Regions from separate parts of the Homo sapiens genome. Here region 2 is linked to region 1. Evidence: read pairs that join two places in POLR2A ChIA-PET (ENCODE). Cell type or tissue: GM12878. All regions are shown on one strand. Links, peaks and the distances in the headings refer to the core of each region. The heading gives the core; the rest is flanking DNA.

What was found. ChIA-PET counts read pairs that join two places held together with the same protein. Peaks named below come from ENCODE experiments on the same cell type or tissue, not always from the same donor. Only the 100,000 strongest peaks of a DNase experiment are listed, where the experiment ranks them.
Region 2: POLR2A ChIA-PET joins it to region 1 with 5 read pairs; 2 of 35 experiments call an interaction of 5 or more read pairs at or near these places.

What each region holds. Positions count from the first base shown.
Region 1 is chr12:121,682,869-121,691,250 of GRCh38, forward strand. LOC105370034 (a long non-coding RNA gene) reads left to right here. Exons shown (of 3, transcript XR_001749356.2): 2 at 6,200-6,403; 3 at 7,372-7,834. Among named protein-coding and RNA genes, the nearest start is that of MORN3, 17 kb to the left of the region's middle. RefSeq lists an enhancer at 4,100-5,086. In GM12878, for the core only: a CTCF peak has its summit at 4,378; a DNase peak (open chromatin) is centred at 4,203; H3K4me3 peaks cover 383 bases; H3K27ac peaks cover 660 bases.
Region 2 is chr12:121,283,222-121,289,160 of GRCh38, forward strand. The region is part of intron 1 of CAMKK2 (calcium/calmodulin dependent protein kinase kinase 2); the gene reads right to left. Among named protein-coding and RNA genes, the nearest start is that of CAMKK2, 11 kb to the right of the region's middle. RefSeq lists an enhancer at 1-462. In GM12878, for the core only: a CTCF peak has its summit at 5,448; no DNase peak of the experiment used is centred there.

The sequences.
Region 1 (8,382 bases), core at 2,282-6,281:
CATGCCTATGGTCCCACCTACTCCAGAGGCTGAGGTGGGAGGATCACCCAAGGCCCAGGAAGTGAAGGTTGCAGTGACCAGTAATCATGCCTATGCATACCAGCCTGGGTGGCAAAGTGAGACCCTGTCTCAAAAAAAAAAAAAAGTGGAAATATCATCAGTGTATACCTTGATAAATTTTCACAAACTGAACACAGCATTTTGTCAAAACCAATAGTCTCTGGGACCATCTCTCTCCGGAACAATGCCAAAAGTCTAAATTCGAGTCCTTCTATATGTGTGAGGACACTCCTGAGTTGACTTTGTAGGCCCCTTTTTTTGTCTCCTTTTTCCCCTTATTTTTCCAAAGGAAAATGAGGTGCCATCTGGGCCGGGCACGGTGGCTCATGCCTGTAATCCCAGCACTTTGGGAGGCCGAGGTGGGAGGATCACGAGGTCAGGAGTTCGAGACCAGCCTGGCCAATATGGTGAAACCCCGTCTCTACTAAAAATACAAAAATTAGCTGGGCGTGGTGGCCAGCGCCTGTAGTCCCAGCTACTCCGGAGGCTGAGGCAGGAGAATCGCTTGAACCCGGGAGGCGGAGGTTGCAGTGAGCCGATATTGTGCCACTGCACTCCAGCCTGGGCGACAGAATGAGGCTACGTCTCAAAAAAAAAAAAAAAGAAAAAAGAAAATGAGGTGTCATCAATGAGGTGGCTATTTTTGTTTGTTTATTTATTTATTTATGTATTTATATTATTATTTTTAGAGACAGGGGCTCACTCTGTTGCCCAGGGTGGAGTAAAGTGGCCTGATCATACCTCACTGCAGCTTTGAACTCCTGCCTCAGCCTCCCTTGTATTTATTTATTTATTTATTTATTTGTGAGGCAGAGTCTCACTTTGTCACCCAGGCTGGAGTGCAGCGGTGTACTCATGGCTTACTGCAGCCTCAACCTCCTGGGCTCAAGTGATCCTCTCACCTCAGCCTCCCAAGGAACTGGGACCACAGGTGTGTACCACCACACTCGGTTAACTTTTGTATTTTTTGTAGAGACCAGGTTTCGTTGTGTTGCCCAGGCTGGTCTCGATCTCGTAGGCTAGAGTGATCCTCCTGCCTCAGCCTCCCAAAGTGCTGAGATTACAAGTGTGAGCCACTGTGCCTGTCCCCTCCCTTGTATTTGAATTTAAATTTAAGTTAGATAAAATTAAAAATTCCTCAGTCACAGTAGCCGCGTTCCAAGTGCTTTGTGGACACATGCTGGACTATATGGGACAGACATATGCAGACATTGTGGCACCCTCGCCAGTTCTACTGGACAGAGCTGCTCTAGGGATGAGTTTTCACTGTAGCCTCAATCCCTTCTTTGGAGAGTTTCCTTTTGCTTCTCTCTCTCCCCCTAACCCTCTTTCTCCAGAAAAAAAAAGGGTCAGGCTGGATGTGGTGGCTACGCCTATAATCCCAGCACTCTGGCCTGCCTGGTCTCGGCCTCTCAAAGTGTGACTTGAGGTCAGGAGTTCAAGACCAGCCTGGCCAATATGGTGAAACCTCGTCTCTAATAAAAATACAAAAATTAGCTGGGCATGGTGGCAGGCACCTGTAATCCCAGCTACTCCAGAGGCTGAGGCAGGAGAATTGCTTGAACCCAGGAGGCAGAGGTTGCAGTGAGCCGAGATCGCGCCATTGCACTCCAGCCTGGGCAACAGAGCAAGGCTCCGTTTCAAAAAAAAAAAAAAAAAAAGGTCAACAACATGCTCTGTCAAAACCTAACATCATGTCTGCAGGGATAAGCCAGTGAAAATTACAGTGTTAGAAAATAGTTGTTAGGCAAAGAAATAAAGCTAATAAATCATCCCAAGGAAAAATGCATGGCCTCACTAGAATTAAATAAATGAAAATTAAAATAACCCTGCCATACCATTACATACTGTCTAGACTAGGAAAAATGTGTAAAAATGATGGCCTGCGATATTGGAAAAAGAGACACCATTACACATGGCTAGCCATCCTCGCAATTAGGTAAATCTTCCTGAAGAACCATCTGGAACTGTTACAGGAACTATAAAACCATTTTCTGACTGAATAATTCCACTTAATGACTATTTGTTCAACATATATAGCTGGCATGAGGCACAGTACTTGGCACTTCACATACTTTTTTTTGTTTTTTGGTTTTTTTTGAGACGGAGTCTCGCTCTGTCGCCCAGGCTGGAGTGCAGTGGCGCGATCTCAGCTCACTGCAAACGCCGCCTCCTGGGTTCAAGAGATTCTCCTGCCTCAGCTTCCTGACTTCACACACACTTTTTAAAGAATTTACTTTTTGCAACAATCCTGTGAGATTGGTAGGTATCCTGATCTTTGTTTTAAAAAGAAGCAAACTGTCCAGGCGCAGTGGCTCACCGCTGTAATCCCAGCACTTTGGGAGGCTGAGGTAGGAGGATCACTTGGGTCAGGAGTTCAAGACCAGCCTGGCCAACACAGCAAACCCGGTCTCTACTAAAAATACAAAAATTAGCTGGGCGTGGTGGCTGAGGCAGGTGGATCACTTGAGGTCAGGAGTTCGAGACCAGTCTGGCCAACATAGTGGAACCTCGTCTCTACTAAAAATACAAAAATTAGCTTGGTGTGGTGGTGCACACCTGTAATCCCAGCTACTCAGGAGGCTGAGGCAGGAGAATTGCTTGAACCTGGGAGGTGGAGGTTGCAATGAGCCAAGATCGTGCCACTGCACGCCAGTCTGGGCAACAGAGTGAGACCCTGTCTCAAACAATAAAATAAAAATAAATAAATAAAAAGCAGGCAACTGTTAGGTTCCCAGAAGTTAGGTGACATATCCACAGTAAAAGAGCAAGGAAGTGAAAGAGCCAAAATTCAGTCGCAGGCCTCTTAACCTGGGAAGACCGGCCCAGAACCCCACATTGCCTCCCATTCCAGAGAATTGCCTTCAGTCAGGTCATCCCAGTGCTTTGAGAGGCCAAGGCAGGAAAATCGCTTGAGGCCAGGAGTTCCAGTCTAGCTTGGGCAACAAGACCATGTCTCTATATAGTCCTCGCTACTTGGGAGGCTGAGGTAGGACGATTGCTCGAGCCCATGAATTAGAGGCTGCAGTGAGCTACGCACTCCAGCCTGGGAGACACAGTGAGACACAATCTTAAAAGAAAAAAAGAAAAGAAAAAAGCCAGATGTGGTGATGCGCACCTGTAGTACAGCTACTCGGGAGGGTGAGGTAGGATCGCTTGAGCCCAGGAGATGGAGGCTGCAGTGAGTTATGATCTCGCCACTGTATTCTAGCCTGGATGGCAGAGTGAGACCCCGTCTCTTAAAAAATAATAATAAATAAAAATAATTTTAAAGAGAGGCTGGGGCCGGGCACGGTGGCTCACGCCTGTAATCCCAGCACTTTGGGAGGCCGAGGCGGGCAGATCATGAGGTCAGGAGTTTGAGACCAGCCTGGCCAACATGGTGAAAACCCGTCTCTAGTTAAAAATACAAAAAAATTAGCCAGGTGTGGTGGCGGGTGTCTGTAATGCCAGCTACTCGGGAGGCTGAGGTAGGAGAGAATCGCTTGAACCCGGGAGGCGGAGGTTGCAGGGAGCCCAGATCGCGTCATTGCATGCCAGCCTGGGCAACAAGAATGAAACTTTGTCTCAAAAAAAAAAAAAAAAAAGAGAGAGAGAATTGCCACCAAAGAAAGGAATAGTACACTGGGATGGAGGAATAAATTTATGCAAAAATATACATATGAACGTAATTATTACATATTATTACAGGAGAAAAATTGTAAAATGCACACAGCAATGTAAGTTTGGTTTACACATAGTAGGTGCTCAATAAATGCTTAATATAAAAAAGCAATTCGGTTGTATCTACAGCTAACAATATACTATATGGTACACTTTAAAAATACTCTCATGTCAAGTATTTTTACCACAATAAAATAAAATAAAATTATTTTAAAAACCCCAAACCAAAAAATCCATAATTCGGAGGAATTCTGGCCCTTTAAAAGCCAGAGGCTGGTTAAGAGAGAAAGGCGGGTCCTGGAGCTGGTGTAATAAGCTCTTTGCCTTATTTAAATGAGCATGCGTGAAGGTCGCCCCGGTGCCTGAGTCACGTTCCTGTACTCAATGCGCCTGCGCTTCCTGAAGCCAGACTGGGCCCTCGGCTCCGCCCGCCTATTTAAGTGGGCGGAGACAGTCGCGTGAGTTCAGTGGACCCACAATCTCCCGCGCAATTAACCAGACCCGCCCCTTTACACATGCGCATACGTCAGCAGTTGACAGTTGCTGAAGGACCCCTGGAGTTGGGCCTGCGCTCTGGACGCTCCTGCCGGAAGTGGGCGGGATCGCGTTGCAACGCGGCAAGGGCGATGAGAGCGCGGAGGAGGCGCTGGTGGCCGAGTTTGGGGCGGGGACTGTCCCCAATGCTCCGCAGCAAGGTTACTCGACCAAAAAATGTCACGACTGGGAATATGAACACAGAGAATTTACCCTTCAATTTAAAAAAGATTTGAGCCGGGCGCGGTGGCTCACACCTGTAATCCCAGCACTTTGGGAGGCCGAGGCGGGTGGATCACCTGAGGTCAGGAGTTCGAGACCAGTCTGGCCAACATGGTGAAACCCCGTCTCTGCCGAAACAAAATACAAAAATTAGCTGGGCATGGTGGCGGGCGCCTGTAATCCTAGCTACTCGAGAGGCTGAGGCAGGAGAACCTCTTGAACCCAGGAGGTGGAGGTTGCAGTGAGCTGAGATTGCACCATTGCACTCCAGCCTGGGTGACAAGAGTGAAACTCTGTCTAAAAAAAAAAAAAGAATCAGCCGGGCGCGGTGGCTCACGCCTGTAAACCCAGCACTTTGGGAGGCTGAGGCAGGTAGATCACCCGAGGTCGGGAGTTGGAGACAAGCCTGACCAACATGGAGAAACCCTGTCTCTACTAAAAATACAAAATTAGCCCGGCATGGTGGCTCATGCCTGTAATCCCAGCTACTCGGGAGGCTGAGGCAGGAGAATCTCTTGAACCCAGGAGGCAGAGGTTGTGGTGAGCCGAGATCGCGCCACTGCAGCCATTGCACTCTGGCCTGGGCAACAAGAGCGAAACTCTGTCTCAAAAAAAAAAATGGTAATAATAAAATTTTTAAAAAGAGCCCTAAACCAAGAATGGACCTGCTTTGAAAAGAATGAACTGCTTCGTATGTCCCTCATAAAAAGCATAGAAAAGTAATGAAAAAGCAACATGGAAACCCTTAAATGGACTCAAAATCTACACCTAGTTAATATGATGTTCCCTGCATTCAGAAGGGCCTTGTGCTTGGGTTAATACCCTCCTGTTGCTATTTCAAAATTCTTTTTTTTTTTTTTTGGAGTCTCCCTCTGTTGCCCAGCCTGGAGTTCAGTAATGTGATCATGGCTCACTGCAACCTCCACCTCCCAGGTTCAACTGATTCTCCCACCTCAGCCTCCCGAGTAGCTGGGATTACGTGCGTGTGCCACTATGCCCGGCTAATTTTTAATTTTTAGTAGAAATGGGGTTTCATCATGTTGGCCAGGCTGGTCTTGAACACCTGACCTTAGGCTTCCTGACCTGATCCACCCCCCTCGGCCTCCCAAAGTGCTGGGATTACAGGTGTGTGCCCTTGCGCCCGGCCCATTTTCAAATTCTTCATAATTTTTTTTTTTTTTTGAGACATGGTCTCCCTCTGTTGCCCAGGCTTGAGTGCAGTGGTGCGATCACAGCTCACTGTAGCCTTGACTTTTTAGACAAGCGATCCTCCTGCCTCAGCCTCCTGAGTAGGTGGGACCACAGGCGTGTGCCACTATGCCCGCTAATTTTTTATTTTTATAGAGATGGGGTCTCGCTATCTTGCCTAGGCTGGCCTTGAACTCCTGGGCTCAAGCGATCCTCCTGCTTCAGCCTCCCAAAGTGCTGGGATTACAGGTATCAGCCACTGTATGCAGCCCCCTGCTCTTAAATAGAGCCTCATGAGAGAAACAGTCCCCTTCCCAGCTGTGGACATAGTTACGTGAGGATGTGATAGAGGCTGTGACATGCTGAGAAATACAGCCAACCTGCTGCAGATGGCAGAGAAAAAGAACTTGACCCTTAATGACATTCCTGAGCCATTCACAACACTGTAAGGTCATTGGACCCATTGTTCTGTGACATAGTAAATTTTCCTTATTGGTTAAGCACTTTTGGTTACATTTCCTTTTACTTGCAGGTTGGCTGATTGTGGAGGCTAAAGCAACTCTACCTTGCCAGCTTATCCACCATGTGGACTTCTAATTAATCTCAGTTGCCGGAATGCCTCTAAGATTTCTACGTTATCTACTGTGAAGAGCAAGTAATTACTGCAAATCCTGCCCTTGGGTCAAAACAACCTTGATGACATATTCCTTCTGAAGCACATATACTCTTTCCCTAGGTATATAAGCCTTGGGTCTGGGGGCTAACGGTGCAGGGATCCATCATCTCACAGCCACCCAAGACATGGCTTTTGTTCAAAAATCCCTATTAAATGTTTCATTCTGAGACTGGGTGGGTGGCTCACGCCTGTAATCCTAGTGCTTTGGGAGGCCAAGACAGGAGGAATGCTTGAGGCCAGGAGTTTGAGAGCAACCTGGACAAAGTGGTGAGACCTCATTGCTACAAAAAAATGGAAAACCTTAACCAAGTGTGCTGCGGTGCACCTATAGTCCCAGCTACTCAGGAAGCTGAGGCAGGAGCATTGCTTGAGCCCAGAAGTCTGAGGCTACAGTGAGCCATGATTGTGCCACTGCACTCCAGCCTGGGCAACAGAGCAAGACTCTGTCTCTAAAAAACAAAAAAGTTTCTTTCTGAGAAACCAGGTTTGTCAGCTTCCTTCAGCTCTCAGCCCTTGCAGGTAGGTTTGCTCATGGTAGAACACTGATACGTCACCCCCAAGCTATCCCAAGAAACCATGGTCACTGGCTTGGTAATGTGTTAGCTTGGCTAGTTGAATTGCATTTCCCAGAATTCCTTTTTCTATGTTTTTCTGGTTGGGTGGGCCATAAAGGGCAATTTTCTGTGGCATGAGATTTGGTGTGTGGAAGTAGAGCAGCAGCCATACTCTTACTGATGCCTGGAAGGCCGGGGCAGAGTCACCAGCCACTTCTGCATCTCCTGAACATTGTCCTTTACCTGCCTGCGGTGGGTCCACCTGCCCCTGGATCCTTGTTTGGCTGCTGTGACCCCTGAGCCAGCTCCCTGCCTAAGGGCACCAGTGTTTCCTGCAGGACACCCATGCCATCAAAGTTGGGGACAATGAGGACTGACCTAGGTTTCAGTCTGTGCTTGTAGATTTCAGCTCTTGCTCATGGGTTCCAGATCGTTCTTGCTCTTCCCTACTTTACATCCATCTTCTGTTCTCAGCTGCCTGCCCTGCAGACTTCAGGCTCCAGCATCAGACACAGAGACCCAGCGTTATGGAGACTGTCTAACCAGATCTCACAATTGTGGAAGATCCCAACTCCTACAGAAATCTCTTAAAAACCACGTGTGGCTGGGCACAGTGGCTCATGTATGTAATTCCAGCACTTTGGGAGGCTGAGGTGAGTGGATCTCTTGAGCCCAGGAGTTTGAGACCAGCCTGGAGCAACATGGTGAAACTGTGTCTCTACAAAAGATACAAAAATTAGCTGGGCATGGTGGCATGCGCCTGTAGTCCCAGCTACTCAGGAGGCTGAGGTGGGAGGGTGACTTGAGCCCAGGAATTGAAGGCTGTAGTGAGCTGTGATTGTGCCCCTGCACTCCAGCTGGGGTGACAGAGCGAGACCCTGTCTCAAAAACAACCCCTCCCCCAAAAAAGTCACCTGGATGAGGCCAGGCGCGGTGGCTCATGCCTGTAATCCCAACACTTTGGGAGGCTGAGGCGGGCGGATCACGAGGTTAGGAAATCGAGACCATCATGGCTAACATGGTGAAACCCCGTCTCTACTAAAAATACACAAAATTAGCCGGGCGTGGTGGCGGGCACCTGTAGTCCCAGCTACTCAGGAGGCTGAGGCAGGAAAATGGCGTGAACCCGGGAGGCGGAGCTTGCAGTGAGCTGAGATTGCACCACTGCACTCCAGCCTGGGCGACAGAGCAAGACTCTGTCTCAAAAAAAAAAAAAAAAAAAAAAGTCACCTGGATGAAGCCTGTGCAGCCATTTCAGCCAAAGATGCTACTGGAGATGATGCCCAACACAAAGAGAGGGCAGAAATACCCCAGCTTCCCCTCCTGCCTTCCAGCCTCCCACCAGTGCCTTCCATTGACTGAGCCCAGCAGGAAGGCTGGAAAGCTCAGTCTGCGTGTTCATCACCTTGGGAAACGGAGCAGAGCAGGCGGAAGGGTAAGGAGGGGATCGGATGTCATTCAGGCAAATGACAAGTACACTAAATA
Region 2 (5,939 bases), core at 1,940-5,939, 400 kb before region 1:
GGCTGCATCCACGGAGGCGGTGCTGGAATATTTCAGACCCAGGGCCCTAGCCCAGCTAAGCAGGGTTATCAGATCCAGTGACACCAACTGTTACAACTGGCTCTCTCCTTCAGCGCTCTTTAATTTGGGGCCACTGAAACAACTGAGTCCGCAAAAACAAAGGCCCTCCCTTGTCAGATGGCAATAGAGATATCTCAGGCCTCAGAGACCCCATCCTCATCATAGTCCCTAGAACAAAAACGTTGCAAATGATGACTCCTGTGTGACATCTGGCCACCGATATACTGGCCTTACACCAGGTTCAAAGCTATCTGAAGAAGTGGTGGCTCATGGCCGTAATCCCAGCACTCTGGGAGACCGAGGTGGGAGGATGACTTGATGCTGAATTCAAGATCAGCCTGGGCAACATAGTGAGACCCCATCTCTACAAAAAAAATTTTTTAAATTAGTTGGGCATGGTACTCACACCTGTAGTCCCAGCTACTCAGGAGGCTGAGGCGGGAGGATGGCTTGAGCCCAGGAGTTGGAGGCTGCAGTGAACTATGATTGCACCACTGCACTCCAGCCTGGGTGGCAGAATGAGATCCTTTCGCTAAATAAATAAATAAATAAATAAATAACCATTTGAATGAGATGCCAACATTTCAGAGCCAGGAGATTTCAGATAAAAGTGCAAATTTACAGATTTTCTTGAAGAACTGCACACTGATAGCACTGGGCCTGTGTTCTATCCTGGCAACCACTCGCTGCAGCTCTGGGCAGGGGACACACTCACCAGCACGCCACAGTCCTCACCACTTCCCAGTGCCTCTCCAAAGCTGAGGACAGGCTGCCTGCCACGGCCCACGCCCTCCCCTCGGCCCACATCTCATGCCCTGCCTCTCCGCTACAGGTGTCTGAGTCTGCAGCCCCTGCTTTCAAGTCACTGAATGTCAGTGCAAAGACAGGTGCACATCAGTGGTCACCTGCTCTGACCATTTCATTCCACCAATGAGGAAAATGAAGGTTCAGAAGGATTTACTGATTTGCCCAAAGTCACGCAGTGGTTCTAGGCAGGGCGACAATTGGGCTGAGTTTTGTTGTTCTTGTTTATTTTTATTTTTATTTATTTACTTATTTTTGAGATGGAGTCTCGCTCTGTTGCCCAGGCTAGAATGCAGTGGTGTGATCTCGGCTCAGCGCAACCTCTGCCTCCCAGGTTTAAGCAATTCTCCTGCTTCAGCTTCCCAAGTAGCTGGGGATTACAGGCACGCCACCATGCCCAGCTAATTTTTGTGTTTTTTGGTGGAGACAGGGTTTCACCATGTTGCCCAGGCTGGTCTCGAACTTCTGACTTCAAGTGATCCACCTGCCTTGGCCTCCCAAAGTGCTGGGATTACAGGCATGAGTCACCGCACCCGGCCGGGCTGAGTTTTTCAGGAAGGGGCCAACAATTACAGGCATAGCCCTGCCATGTCCACATATTGCGTCCTGAATAAAGTCCAGGCTGGACCAAAATCTCTAACAAGGGATTTGGGCAGGCAGCCCATTCCTCTGCCTTGCTGGGACCTCGACCTGTGTTTGAGAGAGATGAGAGCGAAAGCACAGGGTCTCAAAGTGCTTGGAGGAGAAATGCACAGGATTTGGGCACAGGGACATGGACATGACTAACTCATGAGAGCTGTGGCTTTGGCCTCCTTGTTTACAGCTGAATTCCCGGGCCTAGAACTTTCTAGGACACTGCTCGCACTCAGTAAATACTGACTAGAAGTTGTTGTTTATTTCTTCTGTCCCAAGGCCACTCAGAAGGTCAGAAGCTTTCTTTAGCTGGCCTAGAGTTGAAGTTTCTTTAGTCTGATAACAGCAGCCCAATTTATGTCTGGGAAGCCATCCCTCCATATGAGAGGTGGCCCTACAGGGCTGACCCCACCATCAGCTTCAGAGATTTGCATGTGACTCAAGCCTGGCCAGCTGGCTATCAATTGCTCTGGTCAAGTGGGTAACTCAAGAATAGATATGAGGCCGGGCGCAGTGGTTCACGCCTGTAATCCCAGCACTTTGGGAGGCCAAGGCGGACAGATCACTTGAGGCCAGGAGTTCGAGACCAGCCTAGCCAACATGGTGAAACTCCACCTCTACTATAAATACAGAAATTAGCCAGGTATGGTGGCGCATGCCTGTTATCCCAGCTACTCAGGAGGCTGAGGCACGAGAATCACTTGAACCCGGGAGGGGGAGGTTGCAGTGAGCCAAGATTGCACCACTGCACTCCAGCCTGGGCAACAGAGCAGGACCTTATCTAAAAAAGAAACAGAGTAGATGTGTGGGCCAGGCATGGTGGCTCACGCCTGTGCTCCTAGCACTGTGGAAGTCTGAGGTGGGCAGATCCCTTGAGCCCAGGAGTTTGAGACCAGCCTGGGCAACATGGCGAGACCTCATCGCTACAAAAATACAAAAAAAACCTAGCTGGGCATGGTGGCGTACACCTGTAGTCCCAGCTACTAGGGAGGCTGAGGTGGGAGGATCGCTTGAGCTGGGGAGGTTGATGCAGCAGTGAGCCGTGATCATGCCACCGCACTCTAGCCTGGGTGACAGAGCGAGACCCTGTCTCAAAAAAGAGAGTAGATGTGTGACCCAAGTCAGTCTATTGGGTCTTATTCTGTGATTTTGTGGAAGTGTTGAAAAGAAAGAATGTCCTTTCTGTTGAACCTAGAGCTCAGAGGATATATTCCTAAAGCTACCAGGGGCTGGAGAGAACCCTGCCTCAGAATGAAGTCTAAGAAGAGAGAAGAGAGGTAATGGATGGAAAAGAGCTGAGGTTGAAGACACTGTTTAGGCACCTGGATTCAGCCATGCCTGAAGCTCATGTACCTCAATTTTTAACTACATGAGCCAACATATTTCCATTTTTGCTTAAGCTATTTCGTGATTAGTTTTCCATCATTTACAGTCAAGGGCCCTGACTTACAAATGACAGAGCTGACTGACAGGGAAGCTGCTGTCTCCCTACACCCCAGGGCTCTCATCCAGGCCAAACTGCCAGGCAGCTACAAGGCCTCTGGCAACCTGGACAGCCTTCACCTTGACAGGCAACTTGACTTCCAACACTGCTTTTCTCTTTCTTTTAATCTTAAAACATCAAGGATGGGGCAGGGAAGGGCTGATGAACAGGGAGAGGAGAAGAAACTGGCATTTTCAACACAAGAATCGCATTGCTGCAGATGCAGTGATACTAATGGTTAGCCTTCTTGAGTGCTTGGCACTCTTCTAATCCTGCATCATCTCATTTAACTGTCACAACCACCTTATGAGTTATAGATACTGTTTTGTTTGGTTTGGTTTGGTTTGATTTGGTTTGGTTGAGGCAGGGTCTCACTCTGTCACCCAGGCTGGAGTACAGTGGCACAATCTTGGCTCACTGCAGCCTTGATCTCCCGGGCTCAAGCATTCCTCCCACCTCAGCCCCCCAAGTAGCTGCAACTACAGGTGCGCACCACTACGCCTGGCTAAATAGGTCCTGCTATTATCCCTGTTCCACCAGTGGGGAAACTGAGGCACAGAGAGCCTGGCTGACTTGCTCACAATCATCCAGCTTCTGAGTGCTTCAGGAGGGCACAAGTGTGAATGCTCACTATATAGAAGCTATTGCCAAGAAAGAACTTTGGCAGTTACTGAATTCACGACCCTCAGTTGGCTTCCTTTTTTTGGGGGGCGGGGCGGTTGGGGACAGGGTCTCACTCTATTGCCCAGGCTGGAATGCAGTGGTGCAATCATAGTTCACTGCAGCCTCGAACTCCTGGGCTCAGGTGATCCTCCCACCTTACCTCCCAAGTATCTGGGACTACAGGCATACACCACCACACTTGGCTAATTTTTTGTATTTTTGGTAGAGATGGGGTTTTGCCATGTTGCCCAGGCTGTTCTCAAACTCCTGGGCTCAAGTGATCCACCTGCCTCAGCCTCCCAAAGTGCTGGGATTATAGGCATGAGCCACTGTGCCTAGCTGGTTTCAATTTATTTTAAAACGAAATCTCTTAAATCTCTAATCCTGCCGTGCTAACTCTTCATCTTCCCCTCTAGCCCTTGTCCATATGCATCACATTTTACAAAATTAAAAATAGCGTATGCATATCATTTCACATCCTTGCTTCCATGTGTCATAAGAGCACATTCTCACATGGCTTTTGCAATCAGCGCAACAGAGGCTGCAGATGGAGTCACCGAGACTCAGAGAAGTTGAGATGACCTCATCCAGGCAGCCCAGCAGGCTCGCAGTTGGGCCAGGAGGAGATCCAGGTGGCCTGCCCTGCAGCCCAGTGACCCTTGAGGCCCTGGATACTCACAGAGTAAGCAGTTCCCCTGTCTTGCTGCTTGCCAGGGCCAACTGTCTTAAGAATTCTTAGGCAGCTATTACTTAGTCAGTAATGAAATATCACTGAAAGAATGGCCCCAGTCACGCAGTCAGACATCTAAAGCCAGCTGTGGGCCAGGTACAGTGGTGGCTCACGCCTATAATGCTAGTGCTTTGGGAGGCCGAAGCAGGAAGATCGCTTGAGGCCAGGATTCGAGACCAGCTTGGGCAACACAGCAAGACCCCATCACCACACAAAAAAATGTTTACATTAGCCAAGTGTGGTGCTGCACACCTGTGGTCCCAGCTCCGTCAGAGGCTGAGGTGAGAGGATCCCTTGAGGCCAGGAGGTTGGGGCTGTACTGAGCTATGATTGCACCATTGCATTCCAGCCTGTGCAACAGAGAAAGGCTCTGTCTCGAAAATTTTTAAATTTAAAAAATATAAATAAAAATAAAACCAGGTGTGCATGGGTGGCCCCAGCCTTGAAGTGTGAGGAGCTTACGAATGTGTGGGTGAGTTTGGGTATGTGTTTAGAGGAGGGAGGTATTTGGAAATAAAGTGTAGAAACCATCTTCCTTCCTTCCTCTTCCCCCACTGCATCCCTCTCAATCTTTCACTGAACCAAAGGAAGAGGTTGGAAAACAACTGGAATTTCAGTTTGTAATGAACAAGAAAAAGACTTCTACCCAGCATGCTCTTGGCAAATCAGAGATGGAGAGGGCCAGCTCGAAACCCACAGGCATCGGTGCCTGGGCTACCCACGGCCCCTCTCCCTCCCTCCTCCCCACCTTTTGGACATCATGCTAAATCTAGCTGCAAGCCTCCTCAGCTGAGGGACAAGAAGAGTGCAGGGAGCCAGCTCTGCAGCTCTGCGGGGCCCAACGTCCCCACACCTGGACCTAGAGGGCAGAACTGTCCAGGATGAACCGAATAAAATATTTCTCTGCCAGAAGCCTTGAAGGCAATACCCCAAAGCACATTTCAAAAATGAAAAAGGGAGTGTGCTCTCCCTTCTGCACCCTGGCCCCCGCAAAACACTGGTTCCCCATTTAAACTTCTCTAACAGAAGCTTCTCTCAGGCACCACCCACAATGCTCCTACCCCACCCGCTGGGTTCCTGCCTCATGCCTAAGCCACGTGGGCAGAGGGGCAACACCTTGGCCTCCCCACTGACTCCCACCCCCCTTTCCTCCGAGGACCACCATCCCTCTCTTTTCCAGGTTGGGATTAGCATTTTTATCTCTGCAACTGCCATCTCTCAACTATTTACAGAAGCCACCAGGATAAAAAGAGGCAACATAAAAATAGTTGCTCAGCAGCTTTCAGGATGGGGTGGGGTGGGGGTGGGGGCACTACAGAATCTTCTCATTTTCTTTCATTCCTTTTCAAAAGGGAAAGGATGTCAGAATTGTTCATCTTTTCCAAAAGGCTCTGAGACCACTCACCTGGGACAGGAACCAAGTCCCAGTATTTCTCAGTTCCCCAGGGTATAGCCTGTCACCAGCACCAATCCCCCCACCCCACCCCAACCAAAAGAGCGGGCTGGGTGAAGGGTCGAGCCTGCAGAGCCAGGGCGCCCCACTCTGCCCCGTTTCCGTCACCTCCT